Linked DNA regions of Homo sapiens: region 2 is linked to region 1. Evidence: read pairs that join two places in POLR2A ChIA-PET (ENCODE). Cell type or tissue: PC-9. All regions are shown on one strand. Links, peaks and the distances in the headings refer to the core of each region. The heading gives the core; the rest is flanking DNA.

Region 1 (10,202 bases), core at 3,927-7,926:
CAGGCCTGGTGCAGTGGCTCATGCCTGTAATCCCAGCACTTTGGGAGGCCGAGGCAGGTGGATCACCTGAGGCTGGGAGTTCAAGACCAGCCTAACCAACATGGTGAAACCCTGCCTCTACTAAAAATACAAAATTAGCCAGGCGTGGTGGTGCATGCCTGTAATCCCAGCTACTTGGGAGGCTGAGGCAGGAGAATCGCTTAAACTCGGGAGGCAGAGGTTGCAGTGAGTCAAAATCGTGCCATTGTACTCCAGCCTGGGCAACAAGAGGGAAACTCAGTCTCAAAAAAACAAGAAAAGAAAAACAAAGTACAGATAAGTGCTAGAAAGAGAGTAATGAAGCGGGTTCATTAAGAGATGCTTTTAGAAGGTAGGTACTACTTCTCCTAAACAGTGAACCCATAGCCTGCAGTGAAGTAGAGGACATTGCAGGCAGGGACAATCCTTTGCAGCAGTAATTTTCCCTGTGTGGTCCACAGATCACTGGCAGTTCCCTAAATTTTTTCAGAGTCTGGGTCGAGGGAGCTATGAAGTCAATGCAAGGTATTATTTTCATAGTAATACCAATACATTCTTGCTGTTTTCACTATATTTGCTTTGACGGTCAGTACAGAAGCAATGGTGGGTAAAACTGCTAGCACCTTAGCATGAATCAAGGCCGTGGCACCAAACTGTGCTGCTGGCAGCCATCATATTCTTCACTGTCACAGACTCACAGGAAAACAAAAAAATCACGTTCACTTAAGAATGTCCTTGATGAAGCAGTAAAAAGTATTAATTTTATTAATTTCCCACATTAGTATATGATATTTTTCATATTCTACATGGCAAAGTGAAAAGTATTCATAAAGCACTTGTGTTACATACCAAAATATTTTCATTGTTTCAAGGAAAAGTACTGTGTGATTGAGTTGCAAGCTGAACTAGCTGCTTTTTTCATGGAGCACCATTTTTTTCTTGTAAGAACAATTAATGGACAAACCATAATATTCAGTTTTATGCATCTGGCACTCAAATATATTAGTTTTGTTGTTACTATTAAGTAGTTATTGCCCCTATATATGTATTTCAAAAAATTATTTAAGGACTGATATTTTGATTTAAAAGAAGGTAGCTCTAAATTATGTTTGAAGAGTGTATAAGGGGAAATAAATGTATTTTATTTTCCTAATTATCCAGTTAGGAAAACCTTATATTTAAGTGAAAGACTCAATAACATGCTATGTCTCCTAAGTAAATGATTCTAATTACATCAAACTAAGAAAAAGAAAGAAAGTATTTACATTATACACCATTTTCTTGAAAATGAAGTGGGCCTGCCACTTCAAGGGAAGAAACTGACACTATTTTTTTCCATTGGTAAAATGTAAGCTCTCCTGGTAGAAATTAGAATTTTGAAAAATTTGTGTCCTCCACTATGAGCTCGACAGTTTCTCAGTACTTAAAGATTTTTTCTGATGAGATCCGTGATGATAGTAACAAATGTGGTCTTGTATAATGCAATGTCCTCACATTTGAAAGAGCTCCGTAACTCAGTAAGCCGATATTTTACAAATAATGACTGAGGTTTAATGTTACAAAATCATGAGTAAAAGATTCATGCAAAGTGCATGATTGTCCAGTGGATTTTAGTGTAATAACATATGAAAAGTTCACTGATAAGGTTTCAGATTCGACATTGCAGTTAACTTTTAAGAAAGTACCACTTGTCAAGTTTTGATGTATTATCAAAGAAGACTCCACAGTTTTCTGAGAAGGCTATTGAAATACTTTTCCCTTTTCTAGCTATCTGTGAGGCCAGATTTTTCTTTGTATACTTAAGTTAAAATAACATACTGTAATAGTAAATCCATACATTAAAAGGAGTGCCAGTCTTCTAAGTAAATTTATTACGTTTTGGAAAATGTAGTTAATTTTCTTTAAAATATGTTATTTACATTAACACATAATTGGCTTATTATTTAAAATTAATTTTTAAATACTTTAAAAATTTATCAGCTTCAATTTCTAATGCCATAAATAACAATGGATATTACCTAAAGAAACAAAAAGCTCTCTGAATCCTCAGTCATGTTTAAGAGTTAAAAGGGTTTCCCACATGGAGGTGGGGATGTAAATAGAAGATTCTTTTCTTTGTAGGCCAGGCACAGTGGATCATACCTGTAATCTCAGCACTTAGGGAGGCTGAGGTGGGAGGATCACTTGAGTCCAGGAGTTAGAGACTAGCCTGGGTAACAAGGCAAGACCCCATTGCTAAACATTAAAAAATAAAAATTAAGAAGTTTTTTTAAGTTGACAAGATTGTATGTATTTATACTGTTGTACAGCATGATGTTTTGCTTACAGTATCTTTAGTTGGAACAGAAGGCTCTCTTCTGAAGCAATAATGCTCAATAAGAGAGGCTGATAAAGCTAAATTATAGAGGACTTTGAATTCAAGGCCAAAGAATTTGGAATTTTATACTCTAAAGAGCTAAGCATCCTTTGAAATATTTGTTGGTGAGTTGAAAGTAGAGATTTGAGCAAATAGCTGAGTGGCCCACTTTATTACTATATTAGTCAGCTGTAGATTTTATAACCCTCCTCACTGGAAAGCCCCTGTTGACCATTATGCTCAGAGGATTTTTTTTTTTTTTTTTTTTTTTTTTGCTTTTCTACACACCCCTTCTCTGGAGTTTAAGCCAATTTTTCTTTCACTTCTCTATTATCAATTGGTATTGCCCATTGACTTCTTTATCTGATAACAGTTGAAGGTGCCTTGCAGATTAGTGATGCACTAAAACGTAGCCAAGAAGGTATAGCCCTTAACAGTGGGATCATTTGCCCAAATGAGTATTTCTAGAACATAATGGGAAGAAGGGGGGCCACAGTCTATCATACTATGTATTGTTGGGCTATATTACCTTCAGCCCACAGTGTAGGTGTCATTAGCATGTTCTGTTTCCAGGCTAGATGTAGAGGTCTTGGACTACGGAGGAATTTATTCATTCAGCCATCCACTTTTCCAAGAGTGGCTCTTATTTTTCCCTCAAAGTAATAAAAGGCAGGGTACATTGAGCCTACATAAAATATATATATCCTGTATCAATTTACCCTTAAAAATAATTACATCTGTCCTTTAGCTCCAAAATTTTGATGTCTATGAGTAGTTTGGCAGTTTCCAAGCTGGATCCATAAGGAAGCTATCACCTGGTTTGAGAATGTGAGAGTTGCCACAGAAAACCAAATTTAGAATTATGCATGGGTATTTTTGAATAGAGAAAATTGCCCTTTGGATCATATAAGACTCAAGACATCCTTTCAGCACATGTTAATATTGCTAACTCCATGACTGTTGCTTCTTCTCTTTGCATGCCTTGGTTTATTTACTTACCTACTTACTCCTAATGCCCAAGGGAAACTAAACTAAAAAATTGCTAGGCGCGTTAATGCTGTGCTCCGCTGCCCCTTACTGCTCTCACAGCTTAGGGCAAGGATGATGAAGTAGTAAGGATTATTTAGGGGCAATTTTTTTAACCTGTTTACATTTTTCATAAATACTTTATACTACCTCTTGAAAATGAGTAAACTCTGATCAGAACTGATGAAGTTTAAAGCTAAAAAACTTTTTTTTTTTTTTGAGACAGAGTCTTACTCTGTTACCCAGGCTGGAGTGCAGTGGCGTGATCTCGGCTCACTGTAAGTTCCGCCTCCCGGGTTCACGCCATTCTCTTGCCTCAGCCTCCTGAGTAGCTGGGACCACAGGTGCCCACCACCACGCCTGGCTAATTTTTTGTATTTTTAGTAGAGACTGGGTTTCACCATGTTAGCCAGGATGGTCCCGATCTCCTGACCTTGTGATCCACCTGCCTCAGCCTCCCAAAGTGCTGGGATTACAGGTGTGAGCCACCGCGCACGGCCTAAAAAGCATTTTTAAAAGCATCTTCTTTTACAGCTGAGGTCAGTGGTGTTAAGTGATTTGAGCAAGTTACAGCTAGCTGGTTACAGAGCTGGGCCTTAGGAAGTCTGCTGTCAGTCAAGTGCTTTTTTCCTGCTTCTCCATGCAAATGGTGATTTAAAAAAAAAAAGACATCCATAGAGAGTCTTAACCATCTTAGCTTCTACTTACTCTTCAACTTTTAACCTAGGACTCTAGCTTGAGCATACTAACAAATTTCTTTCATTCTAAATGAACGTTAAAATAATCACTCAGGTATAAAGTTTTAAAAAATTGAGGTGATATTCTGTGTGCATGTCACTATTTATATGTTACATATAATTTTATACAATTCTTACTCCTGTTTAAAAAAATGACTTGCTGTGGTTTTTGTTTCACAGCGTGACACTGATAATCAGTACATGATCATGTTACATATACAAATGATGCCTTTCATAATTCCTTTTTGTGGCACTTTGACACTCTGAGAAAATGGAATCACATATTTTCAGAAGAAATGGAATTACTCGTTTATTAAAAAAAGTTAGCTTACATTTGAATGCCCAAACAGGATTAGACTCTCAGAATTCAGCTTGTCATAACAGTGTTCAAATGCACAGAAGAAATGTTTAAGCATTTCTCTTTAAAATAAATCTAAAAGTAATTATTCTTAAATAGGGAGTTGCTCTAAGTAAATGTAAATTCACTTTTCTGTGTCTAAAAAATTGTTTTGGTGGTGATATTTGATAAAATAATTTTATATTCAATTGATTATAATTGTCTTATATATTATTTTAGCACCATGAAGTACATTGATTTTTCAGTAGCTAAGCATGTGGGCTAAGATTTTACTTTTTTGAAAAATATTTTATCATGTTATTGCGTTTGTACTCTGTGAGAAGGAATGCATATGATCTAATTCCACCAAGTTTTAACCCATCAGGAACTCCATCGTAAACATTTTTATTCATTGATTTATTTATTTTTGAGACAGAGTTTCATTCTTGTTGCCCATGCTAGAGTGTGATGGCGTGGTTTCAGCTCACTGCAATCTCTGCCCCCCGGGTTCAAGCGATTCTCCTGCCTCAGCCTCCAAGTAGCTGGAATTACAGGCGCCTGCCACCACACCTGGCTAATTTCTTTCTATTTTTAGTAGAGATGGGGTTTCACCACGTTGGCCAGGCTGGTCTCGAACTCCTGACCTCAGGTGATCCACCCGCCTTGGCCTCCCAAAGTGCTGGGATTACAGGCGTGAGCCATTGCACCCGGCCCCATTAGAAACATTTTCAAAATGCTTAGCTAGGCATGGTGGCATGCACCTGTAATCCCAGCAACCTGGGAAGCTTAGGCCTGTAAATCTCTTGAGCCCAGGAGTTTGAGACCAGCCTGGGCAACATTGGGAGACCCTGTCTCCAAGAAAATTAAAACAAAAGTACTTTAAGTGCTAACAAATCTGGTTGATGTTCTAACATGGATTGTAGTTCTTGTTTTTTGAGATACTATGCAATGGCATAATGAAAAGTATCCTGGCCAACTTTGTAAAATATTGTAAGGAAAAACTGAAAATTTTAAAGTGTTTTTATTTTTTTAAAAAGGCTATATTGTGTTTAGGGAGTGTGAGCCTGTAAATCAGGTTGCGCTGGTTCAGCTCTCAGCTCCTTCTGTTGACTGAATGTGTAACCATGAGAGAATTAGAACTCCAATGCTCATTTTCCTTATCTGTAAAAATGATGATAATAGTTCCTTCCGCCTACGGTTGTTTGCAAGATTAGATGAGAAAATGAATATCAAATACTTAGTAGGCTATGATGTTTCCATTTCAATTCGTTGAATATTAAATATGTCATAATCTTATTTTATTCAAATTTAAATCATTTAGATTTGAAATCTGATATAAAAAGTTAATAATGTTTCACTTTTGTGCAAATTTTGATTCAGTGTGAATCTCTGCAAATGAAAATTTTGTTAATAGTTGCCTAATTTCTTTTTCTTTTTCTTTTCTTTTCTTTTCTTTTCTTTTCTTTTCTTTTTTTTTTTTTTTTTTTGAGACGGAGTTTCATTCTGTCACCCAGGCTGGACTGCAGTGGCATAATCTCGGCTCACTGCAACCTCCACCTCCCGGTTCAAGCAATTCTCGTGCCAAAGCTTCCCAAGTAGCTGGGATTACAGGTGCCCACTGCCACGCCTACCTAATTTTTGTATTTTTAGTAGAGACAGAGTTTCACCATGTTGGCCAGGCTGGTCTCAAACTCCTAACCTCAAGTGATCCACCTGCCTCAGCCTCCTAAAGTGCTGGGATTACAGGTGTGAGCCTCCACACCCAGCAATAGTTGCCTAATTTGAAAGCTATTTGAATTGCATGGTAATTCACATGGCAGATGTACTTTGAGCAGTTAATAGAAATATCTACTGACCTTTGATAGGCTTATTCTTGAATGACACATTTTTCAGAACTATGTCCCTTACACTAAATGTTGACTTCATAATACTGTGAAAATTACCTATTTGAGTCTATGGAAAGTATTCATTTACATACCTTATCTGAAGATCACCACCCCCTCCCATTCGAAATAAATGGAGCCCAACCAGGAGTGATTGATATTTTTGTTCTTAAAACTGTAATGTCTTCAGAGAGAGTGCAGTAGGAGATGAAGCTTTATATGATTGGTTTTTTGTATGTAAAATAATGAGAGTTACAAGTTAAACTGTTTCTAATTGTGAAATGGATTAATAGTAATGTTAGATTTAAATGTGGGTTTTTTTCTTCATCAAACCAATAATTTGAAATGAATGTACTTTCAGTCTCTTTCTAAGTTTCATAAGAGTTCCAATCACATTTTGAATACAAAACATAAATATTTGTTTACACTCGTGCCTGTATATAATCATTAAACCAGTTAAACATTTTTAGTGTTTTAATATTTAAGGGTTTAGAACCTGACATCCTAAAATATTTTCTTCTTTTTTTTTTTTTTGAGACAGAGTTTTTGCTCTGTTGCCCAGGCTGGAGTGCAATGGTGCGATCTCGGCTCACTGCAACCTCCATCTCCTGGGTTCAAGTGATTCTCCTGCCTCAGTCTCCCAAGTAGCTGGGATTACAAGCACCCGCCACCACGCCTGGCTAATTTTTGTATTTTTAGTGGAGACGAGGTTTCACCATGTTGGCCAGGCTGGTCTCGAACTCTTGACCTCAGGTAATCCACCCACCTCGGCCTCCCAAAGTGCTAGGATTACAGGCATGAGCCACTGCGCCAGGCCTACTTTTTTCTTTTTTAAAACTTGTAATTTTTTTTCTAGCTTGCTTGTTTCCTTGCTTGCTTTTTTTGTGTGTGTGTGTGTTTGTTTTTTGTTTTGAGACAGGGTCTTGCCTTGTCGCCCAGGCAGGAGTGCAGTGATATGATCATAGCTCACTGCAGCCTTGACCTCTCATGCTCAATTGATCCTCCCACCTCAGCCTCCCAAGTAGCTGGGAGTACAGGCTTACGCCATCATTCCTGGCTAATTTTTGTATTTTTTGTAGAGATAGGGTTTCACCAGGGTTGTTCAGGCTGGTCTCGAACTCCTGGGCCTCCTAGAGTGCTGGAATTAAAGCCAGCCTGGGTGTGAGCCATTGCACCCAGCCAAAACTTTTAATTATGAAATTATTTTAGATTCACAGTAAATTTGCAAAAATATGCAGAAGATTTCTGCATACCCTTCACCCAGTTCCCCTAATGTTAGCATCTTACATAGCTATAGTAGAATGTTTGAAACTAGGCAATAAGAAATACTGAATACTGATATAGTGCTATTAGGTAAAATATAGGCCTTATTTTAAATTTCATTTTTTCCAGTAATGTCTTTTTCTCTATTCTGAATCCCATACTGTAGTTAGTTGCCATGTCTCCTTATCACAAATATTTTAATAATCCTCACCTTATATCTGAGGTACTTCTAGGCTCTAAAGAACAGAAAAAGGAAAAAATTTTGTATTTATGGACTTGCCATTAGATGATAACCACATCTCATTTCCTACTTCATCTGCTTATTCTCCCTTAACCTTTTGTGTTTGCATTGGAGAATGACTATAACGTAGGCCCTTCTTCACTTGAAATATAAAAGTTATTTTGAAAGCAAGCAATGTTTCCTAGAATATACATGTCAGCTCAAAACAAGCATAGGCTATGTTGCCCTATTTTGCTGCCTTGATTAAAACATGTACACACAGTACTATAAGATTTTATTAAATAGTTACTATTAGATCCAGTTTTGAATACATGAGATTAATTTTACTTACACCACAAAAATTTCAAAAGTTCAGAAACTGGTGACATCAGTTAGAAGATTGGAAGACTTTTTTGAAGAACCTGACTTGCTCAAGAAGACTTAAAGAACAAATTGCTTACCTAACAACTTAGAATGAAGGAATCACAAAGTCCCCCAAGCCTCCACTCCACCCACTCAGACTTCCCAAATTTTTTAGCTACCTGCCACCTACCCCCTCAACTCTTAAGTCCTGAATAGACAACCAATGATTACTAGGTACCAGGAAAGCCCACAACTTGGAAGATAGATAACAAAAAGAAACCAAAACAACAACCACCACCACCACGTTACAGGGAGTAGGACCTTTCCCCCACAATTACATTTATATGCTCAGAGAGAGAAGAAATTGTATTAACAGGAATGAAATGCTAGTTTGGGGGATGGGGGTTGAGTTTCAGAAAAGGAAAATGAGTCCTTGAAATTAAAAACATGGCAACAAAATGAAAAACTTTATCTGGCTGACTTGAAGATGAAACTGAAAAAATAAAGGTCTACATCTTTTTCTTTTTTTTTGAGATGGAGTCTTGCTCTGTGGCCTAGGCTAGAGTGCAATGGTGCGATCTCAGCTCATTGCAACCTCTGCCTCCTGGGTTCAAGCAATTCTCCTGCTTCAGCCTCCCAGGTAGCTGGGATTACAGGCGCGCACCACCACGCCCAACTAATTTTTCTATTTTTAGTAGAAACAGGGTTTCACCATGCTGGCCAGGCTGGTCTTGAACTCGTGACCTCAGGTGATCCACCCACCTCAGCCTCCCAAAGTGCTGGGATTACAGGTGTGAGCCGCTCTACCTGGCCTACGGTCTCTTATCCACAATTCCAAAATCCCAAAAGTTCTGAAAATTATATTTTTCATAAGTTTACAACACAACCTATTTCTATCCTTTATAGATTTTGCTAAAGAAATATCACTGTCTCAGATCTCATTGTATGTGGGTGGGATGAGGGGTGGGTATTACATTATGGGTTATATTCTATATTAACTTTCTAAAATTCTAAAAATTCTGATAAGCATTTGGCCGCAAAGGTTTCAGATAAGAGATTAAGGACCTATATCCCAGAAAAATGGAGCAAAAAGGCAGAGATGGGAAATACAAGAGAAGAGATGTGAAAATTAGAGGACCGGTCCAGAAGATCCAATAATACAGCTTCCCGAAAGAAAATGTGTAGCGTGAGAATCATCACCCGATAACACAAGAAAACTTCCAGGACTGAGGACATTAATTTTCATCTTGAAAGAGACCACAGAATTCTCCACAAAGTAGGTGAAAATGAAACAAGTCCACACTGAGGCATATAACTATGGACACTGTTTTAGAACATCAGGTGTATTTGGATAGTCCTACAAGCTGCAAGAGAGAAGAAAAAAGTCACATACAAGGAGATGGGAATCATGCCTTCAGATTTCTCAGCAGCAAGGCTAAAAGCTAGAAGACAATTGAGAGTTATCTTCAAAATTCTGAAGGGATTTTTTTTTCCAACCTATAATTCTGTGACCAGCCAAACTATCATTAAACTGGGATGGTTAAATAGATATTTTCAGCCATGAATCAGATTCTCAAAAAATTTACTGTGCTAAACTGAATTTCCTATTTTGCTTTTTTTCTCTGTTAGCCTCAAAGAGATGAAAATAAGAAATGAAGACTTCTATTGGGGGACGGGGGGGAAGAGGAAAAATAAATATTGAAGAAAGTGGATAATCCATAAATCAAAATATTTCTGAATTCATTAAGAGATTCCTTAGTATCTATATCAGAGTCGTATGTGTTTAATCTTAATCTGATAGACTTGGAAAGTTATACTTAATCTTGTGTCACTCAGAATTCCCTTTAGATTATGACAGAACATTTGTTGACAATGTATAGTTAAAATATTTCCATTGTATCATAGAAGAGTCAGAAAAATCAATCAATTTCCTAGTTAGAAGTATTTTAAAAATTTGAAGTCATCAAAAAAAGAAAACATTTGTAGTCCTCATTTCTAG
Region 2 (10,202 bases), core at 3,524-7,523, 150 kb after region 1:
TACACAGGACTCATCTTTTTTTTTTTTTTTTTTTTTTTGAGACAACGTTTCACTCTTGTTGCCCAGGCTGGAGTGCAATGGCACGATATCGGCTCAGTGCAACATCCGCCTCCCTGGTTCAAGCGATTCTCCTGCCTCAGCCTCCTGAGTAGCTGGGATTACAGGCGCCCACCACCACCCCCGGCTATTTTTTTTGTATATTTAGTAGAGACGGGGTTTCACCATGTTGACCAGGCTGGTCTTGAACTTCTGACCTCAGGTGATCCACCCGCCTCGGCCTCCGAAAGTGCTGGGATTACAGGCATGAGTCACCGCGCCCAGCCCCAAGGATTCATCTTTCATGAGAGATCTGAGAGAGCGAGAGAGGGGATGTCTCTTTCTTTCTACCCTGGATTAAAAATGAAGATGTCTGGCATCCTGGGTTGGAGGGATGGGAACTTCCATGTGCAGAATGTTACATGTGGAGCACGTGCTCGGAATATTTCACTCATCATCGCATTTTATCCATATGCTCCTTCTATGAAGCAGGGAGCACAAGCCCAATATATAGCTGCCAAGACTGATGTTCATGGGTCCAAGGACCTCATCCAAGATCACAGTGTCTGACATGACTAGGGTTAGGCGTAGAACCCAAATGTGTCTACCTCCAGTTCTTTGCACTAAAACACATCACAGAAGTCCACATCTCTGCTCTGTGGCTGAATGATCAGTGAGTTTGCAAACTGCTCTCCTTGTGGTAGCCTGGCCAGGGGTGGGGTGGAGGTGGGCAGGGGCTGGAACAGGAGGTACAGGTTGTGCAAGAGGCAAGGTTAGTTGGCATTTTGGTTAGCAGGTTGCAAGTGACACATCATCTTGGAGCAGTGTAAGCAAAAACAAGGAAGCCATTTATCCAGCTTGGTTGTTCTTATACTGCAAGTCACAATTTACAGTGTCATGAAATCAGCTTAGTGGGTCTCAAGAAATAATAAAGGGAAATGAGGTTGGACATGGTGGCTCATGCCTGTAATCCCAGCATTTTAGGAGGCTGAGGCTGGAGGATTGCCTGAGCCTAGGAGTCAGACCAGTTTGGGTAACATGGTGAAACCTTGTCTCCACAAAAAAATGCAAAAATTAGCCGGGTGTGGTGGTGCGCCTATGGTCCTAGAGACTGGTGTGTGTGTTGAGGGGATGGGGGATGGGGGGTGCTGAGGTGGGAGGATCACTTGAGCCCAGGAGGTTGAGCCTGCAGTGAGCTGTGATCGAGATTGTGCCACTGCACTCCAGCCTGGGAGACAGACCATCTCAAAAAAAAAAAAAAAGACAGACAGAAAGAAAGAAAATGAAATGAGATAAAGTAAAAAATATCAGAGTATATCATACATAATAAGGGTATAAGTAGTGTTTCATGGAAATTATGTCCATATAGTGATGATGCACACACTTACGTGTGTGTGTGTGTGTGTGTGTGTGTTATGGATTGCACTGTGAAATGGGTCACAGATAGAATGCTCGAGAGCTACTGACCTGTTCACAGAATCAAAGGAAAACCCAGAAGGTTTCAGGCAGCTCCAGGTTCAGGGACCAGGAGCCCCACTGTAGCTCTCTCGCTGTCTCTCTCTCTCTTTCTCTCTCTCTCTTCCAGCCTCATTCTGTCCCACTACAGGTGGGCTTTTTCCATAACAGAAAGAAGAGAATTTCAAGTCTATTACAATTCATGTCCTTCTAGTTCCTGGATTGGAGATGCAAGAGCATTTTCCCCACCAGATCCAGTAAGAAAATTCTTTGGAAAGGTCTCTCTAGGTTAACCTGTGTTCCATATCCCACTGGTCTCTGTGGCTGGGGTTATTTGGTTCTCTGATCCCTCAGTCCAGGTTACATTACCTCTCCGATAACAAAAGCAGTATTCTAGTATCCAGAAAGTCCTCACTGAGCCATGAGGTTGGAGGGAGGTAAAAAGGGTACCCAATAAAAGGGGTGCTCTTCTGTAGGAGTCAGCTGGCGAATGCCCTCTCTGGGGGAGGGGGTGTCAGGTATTAAAGGGCTGGCTACCTCTGATGTGGCCCAGAGACCCCCGATAGCGTTTTGTGAAGTGGCATGTTCCTGGCAGCTGGTCTTCCAAGGTGGGAGCCTCTGGGTGCCCTGAGTACCCTGGCTTAGCAGCCACTCTGCTCCAGCTAGAAGAATCCATGTTAGGATTTCCTATAACCTCTCTAGGCTTGGGCTTCCCATCACTCCACATGCATCACAGAGAATGGGCCCCTCTGGCAATTGCCCTCCACGACCATCGGGACTCCCTCTTTGCTGGGCTGAAGATGGTGTTATCTCCCCCAGAGGCTTTGTGTCTGTACATAGGGAACTGCTGGACATGCTCCAGGAAGCCTCACTGTGGCCAAGGATGAAAGTCCACAGGCCATCTGAATCTGTGGCTCCAGGAAGCCTTGCTGTGGCCAGGGATGAAAGTCCACCAGGCCACTGAGGAGCAGCAGACCTAGTTCTGCTCCCACTGTGGCTATGGACATGCTGTTTCCCCTGCAAGTGTGGGCAGCTGGGCTCTGGCTGGCTAGCCAGGGATCCCCTGTGACCTCATGATGCTCCAGAAGGGAGTGTCTTCCAGCAGGAGGAGCCTCAGCCTTCAGGAATGAGTGTGGGACAGGGCAGGCTCCCCTTGAAACACCAGGGCCCCTCCCTCTCTAAGCCTCCATTTTCACATCTGCAAAACAAGGGGATCTCCCTGGATAAGTCAAGGTCCTTTTCTTGGCTGTGATCCTATGACCCTTAGAATCTACCATTCTGTGATTCTTGCTGAGATGCTATGATTCAAAGAGTATTTTGCATCTCTGTCGCTTTGTATCCAAGTCTTATTTGCTCCCCAGCCCTGTGGATTGTTTTTTCAGACTGCCCCTTGCATCCCAAGAAGGCCAATCACAAAAAATATACATTGGTTTTGACACAGGATTTTTTCTTGGTCACTTTGCAAGCCGGGGACCTCTGGCCGGCAATGCCCCACCTGGGCCTCTCTTGGCCATGCTACCTGCTGCATGAGATGGCCTGCTCAGTCGGCCCACCGTGGTTGAGTCTGGCTTGTGTACCAGTTCCCGAGTTCTTGTCCTGCACCCAAGAAGAGTGAGGATACACTGACAATTGAAGAGTGAGCAAGGTGGGGAGTTTTATTGAGTGATGAAACAGCTTTCAGTGGAGAGGTGACACGTGGGTGGCCCCCCTATCCAAAGGCAGGAAAGTTCCTCCACTGTGGCTGAGTCTGGTCTTTTATAGGCTTAGAATGGGGGAGGGGCAGGCTGTAGGTAGTATTAGAAAAGGCAACATTCCACTGCTACAAAGCATTATTCAGAAAGAATCAATCGGGAAAGGGTGGGCAAACAGGAACAGATGTTCTCACTCTGGGTTGAGGGTTTCATCCAGGACCAGAAGTCTGGTCTTTCAGCCTTCAGGCTGTGTTTTGGCTTGAAGGTAGGGTTTCACCAAGGACCTGCCCCATCTGCCTGGTCCTTTGGCTGCCTCCTGTTGCTCTCAGTGTCTTCCCTCACTCTCATCCTGGCCCCCTGCCTTATCTAAGGGACTTAGCTTCAGTGGCAATGAGCTTAAGCTCTCCCACCTCTCTACCCATTGCTAGGTGACATCAGAGCAGGACCTACATCTTTTCTCCTTGGCAGTTAGCACCTAGCACAGTGAACCTTTGTTGACTCCGAGGGACCTAAATTTCACAGCTCATAGTAGGTCTGGTTCAAATATAATGAGTTGGAGAAAATCGCATGCACCAGAATCCCAGAGAGGGTGGGGGCCTGTGGAGGGGTGGGGCTTGGCAGCTAAACTGAGCAGTCCTCCATGAGCAAAGCAGGTAGGACAGAACACAAGCTCCAGTCCTTAGGAGAAGCAGTTTTTGGGGCAAGAGGGCAAACCATAGCATCTGACAATGGAGGAGGTGTGGAGCCGGGAAGAGGCCAAATGGGCCAGAAAGCACTGGCAAGTTGTGGGACCAGGGCAGAAGCCACAAAGCAAATGGGGTTTTATTTGGTTGTTGCTGCCTGGCATCCAGTCAGGATGGTCTCCCTATGGCCCTGGGATGCTGCCAGCTCCTTCTGACTGTGGGCCTGGATACTCTACTGTGGCCCTGAAGAAGGGCTGGTTAGGGTTAGGCTCAAGGCAGTGCCTGGTGACAGCCACATCTGGGCTGCCAGGAGGTCCCACACGTTTCTGCATTTAAGGTGAAGATTATTTTTCTTTAAGTCTCTAAAATTCTTAAAGCTTAGATTCCAAAATCCCATGGGAAAGAAGGCAAGTATTTGACTTGACACAGAACTACTCAAATTCCTATCTTATCTTGTGCTGTGCAGAGCTCAAGGGTTACTGTCTAAGGACAAGGCAAATTTGCAGAGAGGCCAGGAAGTCTTCTGAATTAAGGGGGAAGAAGTCGGCTGGGTGCGGTGGGTCACACCTGTAATCCCAGCACTTTGGGAGGCCAAGGAGGGCAGATCACCTGAGGTCAGGAGTTCGAGACCAGCCTGGCCGACATCGCGAAACCCCGTCTCTACTAAAAATACAAAAATTAGCCGGGGGTGGTGGTGGGCACCTGTAATCCCAGCTACTCAGGAGTCTGAGGCAGGAGAATTGCTTGAACCCGAGAGGCGGAGGTTGCAGTGAGCTGAGATCGTGCCACTGTACTCCAGCCTGGGCGACAGAGTGAGACTCCGTCTCCAAAAAAAAAAAAAAAGAAAAGACAAAAAAAAAAGAGGGAATAAGTCCCCTCGCTCCTTCCCTGTAGATGACCAGAGCAGGAGTCTTGCATCGATGCTGAGATGGACAAGGCTCCTATAGCCCCTACAAGCAGCTTGTCCCCCAAAGATCTGTACCACTGACCTGTGCTCAGAGCGCCATGGAGAGGGGAGCACACATGACAAGAAGGGGCCTAACAGGCATCTGTCCTTGGCGATAGGTGTTATGGGCTAATCTTAGGTTATTTTATTAGGGCAAGAACATACCTCTTTTGTTTCCCATTGCGGACCAGCACTGAATGCAGATGACGACATCAGATGAGCTGATCTCTCCACCTCTTTCTCTTAGAAGTTCTTTTTTTTTTTATTATTATTATACTTTAAGTTTTAGGGTACAGGTGCACAATGTGCAGGTTTGTTACATATGTATACATGTGCCATGTTGGTATGCTGCACCCATTGACTCATCATTTAACATTAGGTATATCTCCTAATGCTATCCCTCCCCACCTCTTAGAAGTTCTTCAAACCAATATTGACATGGTCTGTAGTCATTCCCTAAGGTGTGGACATGAATTCTGATTTGCACAGAAAAGCAAAGCCCTGGGACTGAATGGCGCTGGCGTGATGGCTGGGGAGAAGAGAGAATCTTCTAGCAAGGATAAGCTGAGGGCTGGGAGTCCTATGAACTTGATTACAGAGATGCTTGCCTTTATTTATACCTCAGGCTCATAATGAATGGTGCAATAGCAGTAGCCATCTTTGCTGGTCTTACTATGGGCTCTGCGATCATTGCTATATGTGCTCAGGTTAATCATTTTTTTAAAAAATGTATTTTATTTATTTATTTTTTGAGACAGAGTTTAGCTCTTATTGCCCAGGCTGGAGTGCAATGGTGCAATCTTGGCTCACCGCAACCTCCGCCTCCCGGGTTCAAGCGATTCTCTGGCCTCAGCCTCCCCAGTAGCTGGGATTACAGGCATGCACCACCACTCCTGGCTAATTTTGTATTTTTAGTAGAGACGGCGTTTCTCCATGTTGGTCAGGCTGGTCTTGAACTCCCAACCTCAGGTGATCTGCCCACTTCAGCCTCCCAAAGTGCTGGGATTACAGGTGTGAGCCACTGTGCCCAGCTGGTTAATCCTTTTAATAACTCTAAAAGGTCAGTCTGCCATTGTCCTGTTTTACCGATGAGAGGAGTGAGGCTTGGAGAAGAAAACTGTGCCCAAGACTAAATGTTCAGCAAATGTCGGAGCTGGGGCCTGAGCCCAGGCAGACTGGGTTCCGAGGCCAGAATCCTAACCATACTGCCGTGAAGTCTCTAAGAGCCAAGGATTTAGAGTCAGAATTAATCAGTTTAAATTTTGTGCAGTGTTCTCTTGTTCTCACCAAAGAGAGCAGGAAGCATCTCCCGAGAAGAAAGTGACCCAGAGAGCAGGGGGACCTCAGTCCTCTCACCATTCTCATTGCGTCTGGGGCTGACTCTGGCCTCTGCAGAGCAGTGGACGAGAGCAGCGACTCTGTGATCAGGGTGTGACATGGCCTATTCACCAGAGTGAGGCCTGCACGCCAGCCAGGGCCCCAGGCACCGAGCCATCCGGGAAAGGAAACTCCCTCCCATGATGACATTCCCAGTTACTCTTGAGCACAGACAGTCTCCAGATGTTTTTTTCACTGAACACATTCCCAGAGAGTCTTGGAAACCCGGGGCAGTGCGGGGCTGGAGGCAGAGCACTGGTCCAGCGTCGGGAGAGCAGGGCAGTCCTTCGGCTGCCCAAATGTACCGTGGCTCCTGAGCAAATCCATTCTGCTCTGAGCCTGCGTTTTCCCATTTACAGTGGGTTGAAGAGTGACCCCAAAACGTGATGTCCAAGTCCTAATCCCCTTCACCTGTGAATGTGAGTTTACTTGGAAACAGGGTCTTTGCCGATGTAATTAAGGATCTTGAGATGGAATCATCCCTGATTTAAGAACAAATCCAATGAAAATGTCCTTAAAAGAGACAGAAAAGGAGAGCACACAGAGACACACAGGGAGGAGGGCCATGTGAAGATGGGGGCAGAGCCTGAAATGACGCAGCTGCAAGCCAAGAATTGTCAGCAGCCACCAAACACTAAAGGAGGAATGGAGCACATTCTGTCTCAGAGCCTCCAGCAGGGCCAACCCTGCTATACCTTGATTTCAGGCTTTCGGCCACCACACTTATGAGAGAATAAATCTCTATTGTTCTAAGTCACGAAGCTGTGGTCGTTTGTTACAGCGGCCCTGGTAAACTAATGCACTGTCTCTGAGAGCATTGATGAGGTCAGGAAGCCTCCTGTTGGGTAGAGGAGCAACTAAGAGACTGAACTTGGCCCCCACCCTGAGGCTCACAAGTGAGTGGAGAAGCCAAAGCCTGCACAAGATCACTGCATTTCCAGCTCCAGCTTGACGCACCTTCTGCACCTAAACCCAGGCTTCCCAGGCTGGAGTGGGCTCCCAGTCTCGGGGAGTGGCCTGGCTGCCTTAGGGTGGGGTGGGAGGATGGAAACTCAAACATAGGGAAGGATGAGCCCCTCAGGAACTGCAGGGGACAGAGCAGGGTGGGTGGGATGTCAGCTCTGACAGGGCCACCCCCAGGAAGCTCAGATCTCCCACTGGGACAGGGAGCCAGGGTTAAGATTCCATCTGAGCCAGCATCTTTTCTAGGGACTGCATTGGCTCTGCAGAGGGGCTTCTGGGCTTCAGGGATTTCAGCTCGGGGGGTGCTCTGGTGAGAGCAAGGGCTGCTGAGAGCAAAGCCTAGCCCCATGCAAAGTGCTTTGCAGGACTCAGAGGAGGGGATTAAGAACCCGTGGGAACAAGGAGCCGCACAGACCAGTCAGGTGAGGTTGCAGCAGGGTCATCAGAGCCTCCGTTTCTTCACCTGAAAATGCACATAGCAAACCTTGCCTTACAAGGGCTTTATGAAATGAAATGAGCTGCTGTGTGTAAAGCGATTGCTGTACTGTTTGGCCGAAGCTTTGTTATTGAAAGCATTGCTTTCCTTACAGGCTTGAATTGCACCTGAGTTCCAAAGGAGAAGTTGACATTCTTCCAGAACATATGCCCAGTGTCTTCAACTTGAGATGGAGCTGGGATGCCAAGTCTGCAAATGTGGGTTTTGGGCTTGGACAAGCCTGGGTTTGCATCCCAACTCTGCCCTTTGCTGGGACTGTGGCCCTGGGAAAAATGAGCCTTTCTGAACTTTCCTGATGGCACTCATAAATGGGAGACAGTATCGATGTCAGGCTGTGAGCATGCATGCTGCACATAGTAGGTGTTTAATGATGTTTCTCAATAACAAATGATTTGAAATAAAGGCAGCTGTGTGAAGCACTGATAGTAAATGTGGCCAGGGGCACAGATAGCAGGCAGCTGGGAGGGAGGGAAGAGGGTCTGCTTCTTGAGGGGTGATCAGGGAAACTATATTAGTAGGAATGTTTTTGTTGTTTTTGTTGTTTTGTGTTTTTTTGAGATGGAGTTTCGCTCTTGTTGCCCAGGCTGGAGTGCAATGGTGCGATCTCGGCTCGCTGCAACCTCTGCCTCCTGGGTTCAAGCAATTCTCCTGCCTCAGCTTCCTGAGTAGGTGGGATTACAGGCATGCGCCACACACCTGGCTAATTTTGTATTTTTAGTAGCGATGAGGTTTCTCCATGTTGGTCAGGCTGGTCTCGAACTCCCAACCTCAGGACATCTGCCGGCCTCAGCCTCTCAAAGTGCTGGGATTACAGGCATGAGCCACCATGCCCGGCTGGTAGGAATGTTTTGATTGCAAGTGACAGAAATCACTTTTGGCTCATGGAATGTGACTGTACCTTGAATAAGTAAGACATACTTTTACGTCAGGGCCTTTCTTTATATTTGCTATTCCCTCTGTTGAAATGCTTTCCCCCCACCCCGCAAGGTATTTCTGTAGTTCTCTCCTTTATCTCTTTGAATCTTTATCAAATATTTCCTTTATCTCACTGAATCTTTATCAAATCTTTATCAAATACATTTAAATTAAATTTTAAAGTACATTTTAAGCCAGACGCAGTGGCTCACTCCTGTAATCTTAGCGCTTTGAGAAGTCTGAGGCAGCTGGATTACTTGAACACAGGAATTAAAAATCAGCCTGGGCAACATGGTGAAACCCTGTCTCTATAAAAAATACAAAAATTAGCTGGGCATGGTGGCATGTGCCTGTGGTCCCAGCTACTTGGGAGGCTGGGGTGGGAAAATTGCTGAAGCCCAGGAGGCTGAGGCTGCAGTGAGCAGAGATTGTGCTGCTGAACAATTCAGCCTGGGTGACAGAGTGAGATTCTGTCTCCAATAAATAAATAAAAAGTAAGGGCCGGGTGTGGGGGCTCACGCCTGTAATCCCAGCACTTTGGGAGGTCAAGGCAGGTGGATTACGTGAGGCCAGGAGTTTGAGACCAGCCTGGGAACATGGCAAAACCCCATCTCTACTAAAAATACAAAAATTAGGTGGGGTGGTGCATGCCTGTAGTCCTAGCTAATCAGGAGGCTGAGGCAGGAGAATTGCTTGAACCCAGGATGCAGAGGTTGCAGCGAGCCGAGATCATGCCACTGCACCCCCGCCTGGGCGACAGAGTGAGATTCCATTTTTGAGACAGAGTTTCACTCTGTCTCAAAAAAAAGAATCTCCCACTCTCTGCTCAACATTCTCTATGCTTCTTCTCTACTTTATTGCTTTATTTTTCTCCATAGGATTTATCATCTAACATGCTTTCTATTTTTATTATTTATCTTATTTATTGTGTTTCTATCCATCCCCTCGTACTATTGTGTAAGCTCCATTTGGTTGGATCTTTGACTTTTTTTTTAACTGCTGTATTTTTACTATTTAGGACTGTGCCTTGCACACAGTAGGTGTGGTATTTAACTTTATGTGTCAACTTGACTGGGCTTTGGGATGCCCACATATTTTGTTGGACATTATTTCTGGCTGTGTCTGTGAGGAGGTTTCTGGAAGAGATTAGCATTTGCATTAGTAGACTGAGTAAAGCAGATGGTCTCCACCACGTGAGCAGGTATCATCCAATCACTGAGGACCTGAATCACACAAAAGGGTGGAGGAAGGGGAATTTGCTCTCTGCCTCACTGCCTGAGCTGGAACATTTGTCTTCTGTCCTCAGACTGGGCTTTACCCCATCTACTCCCAGGATACTCAGACCTTCAGACTCTGGCTGAATTATAACACTGACTTTCCTGGGTCTCCAGCTTGCAAATGGCAGGCTATGGAACTTCTCAGCCCACAATCACGTGAGCCATTCCTTATAATAAATCGATCTACCTAACTCTCCTATTGGTTCTGTTTCTCCAGAGATTTCTGATGAATGTAGTAGTCATTCAATAGCTATTTGTTTTGGTTTGTCTTTTTGAGATGGAGTCTCGCTCTGTTGCCCAGGCTGGAGTGCAATGGCATGATCTCGGCTCACTGCAACCTCTGCCTCCCGGGTTTAAGCGATT

The links. ChIA-PET counts read pairs that join two places held together with the same protein. Peaks named below come from ENCODE experiments on the same cell type or tissue, not always from the same donor. Only the 100,000 strongest peaks of a DNase experiment are listed, where the experiment ranks them.
Region 2: POLR2A ChIA-PET joins it to region 1 with 15 read pairs; 3 of 35 experiments call an interaction of 5 or more read pairs at or near these places.

Annotation. Positions count from the first base shown.
Region 1 is chr22:35,788,075-35,798,276 of GRCh38, reverse strand. All of the region lies in intron 3 of RBFOX2 (RNA binding fox-1 homolog 2), which reads left to right. Among named protein-coding and RNA genes, the nearest start is that of APOL5, 75 kb to the right of the region's middle. In PC-9, for the core only: no CTCF peak of the experiment used is centred there; a DNase peak (open chromatin) is centred at 5,596; H3K27ac peaks cover 730 bases.
Region 2 is chr22:35,634,748-35,644,949 of GRCh38, reverse strand. LOC284912 (a long non-coding RNA gene) reads left to right here and starts at 7,016. Exons shown (of 4, transcript XR_001755514.1): 1 at 7,016-7,084; 2 at 7,742-8,003. RefSeq lists enhancers at 5,847-6,346, 6,347-6,848. In PC-9, for the core only: no CTCF peak of the experiment used is centred there; no DNase peak of the experiment used is centred there.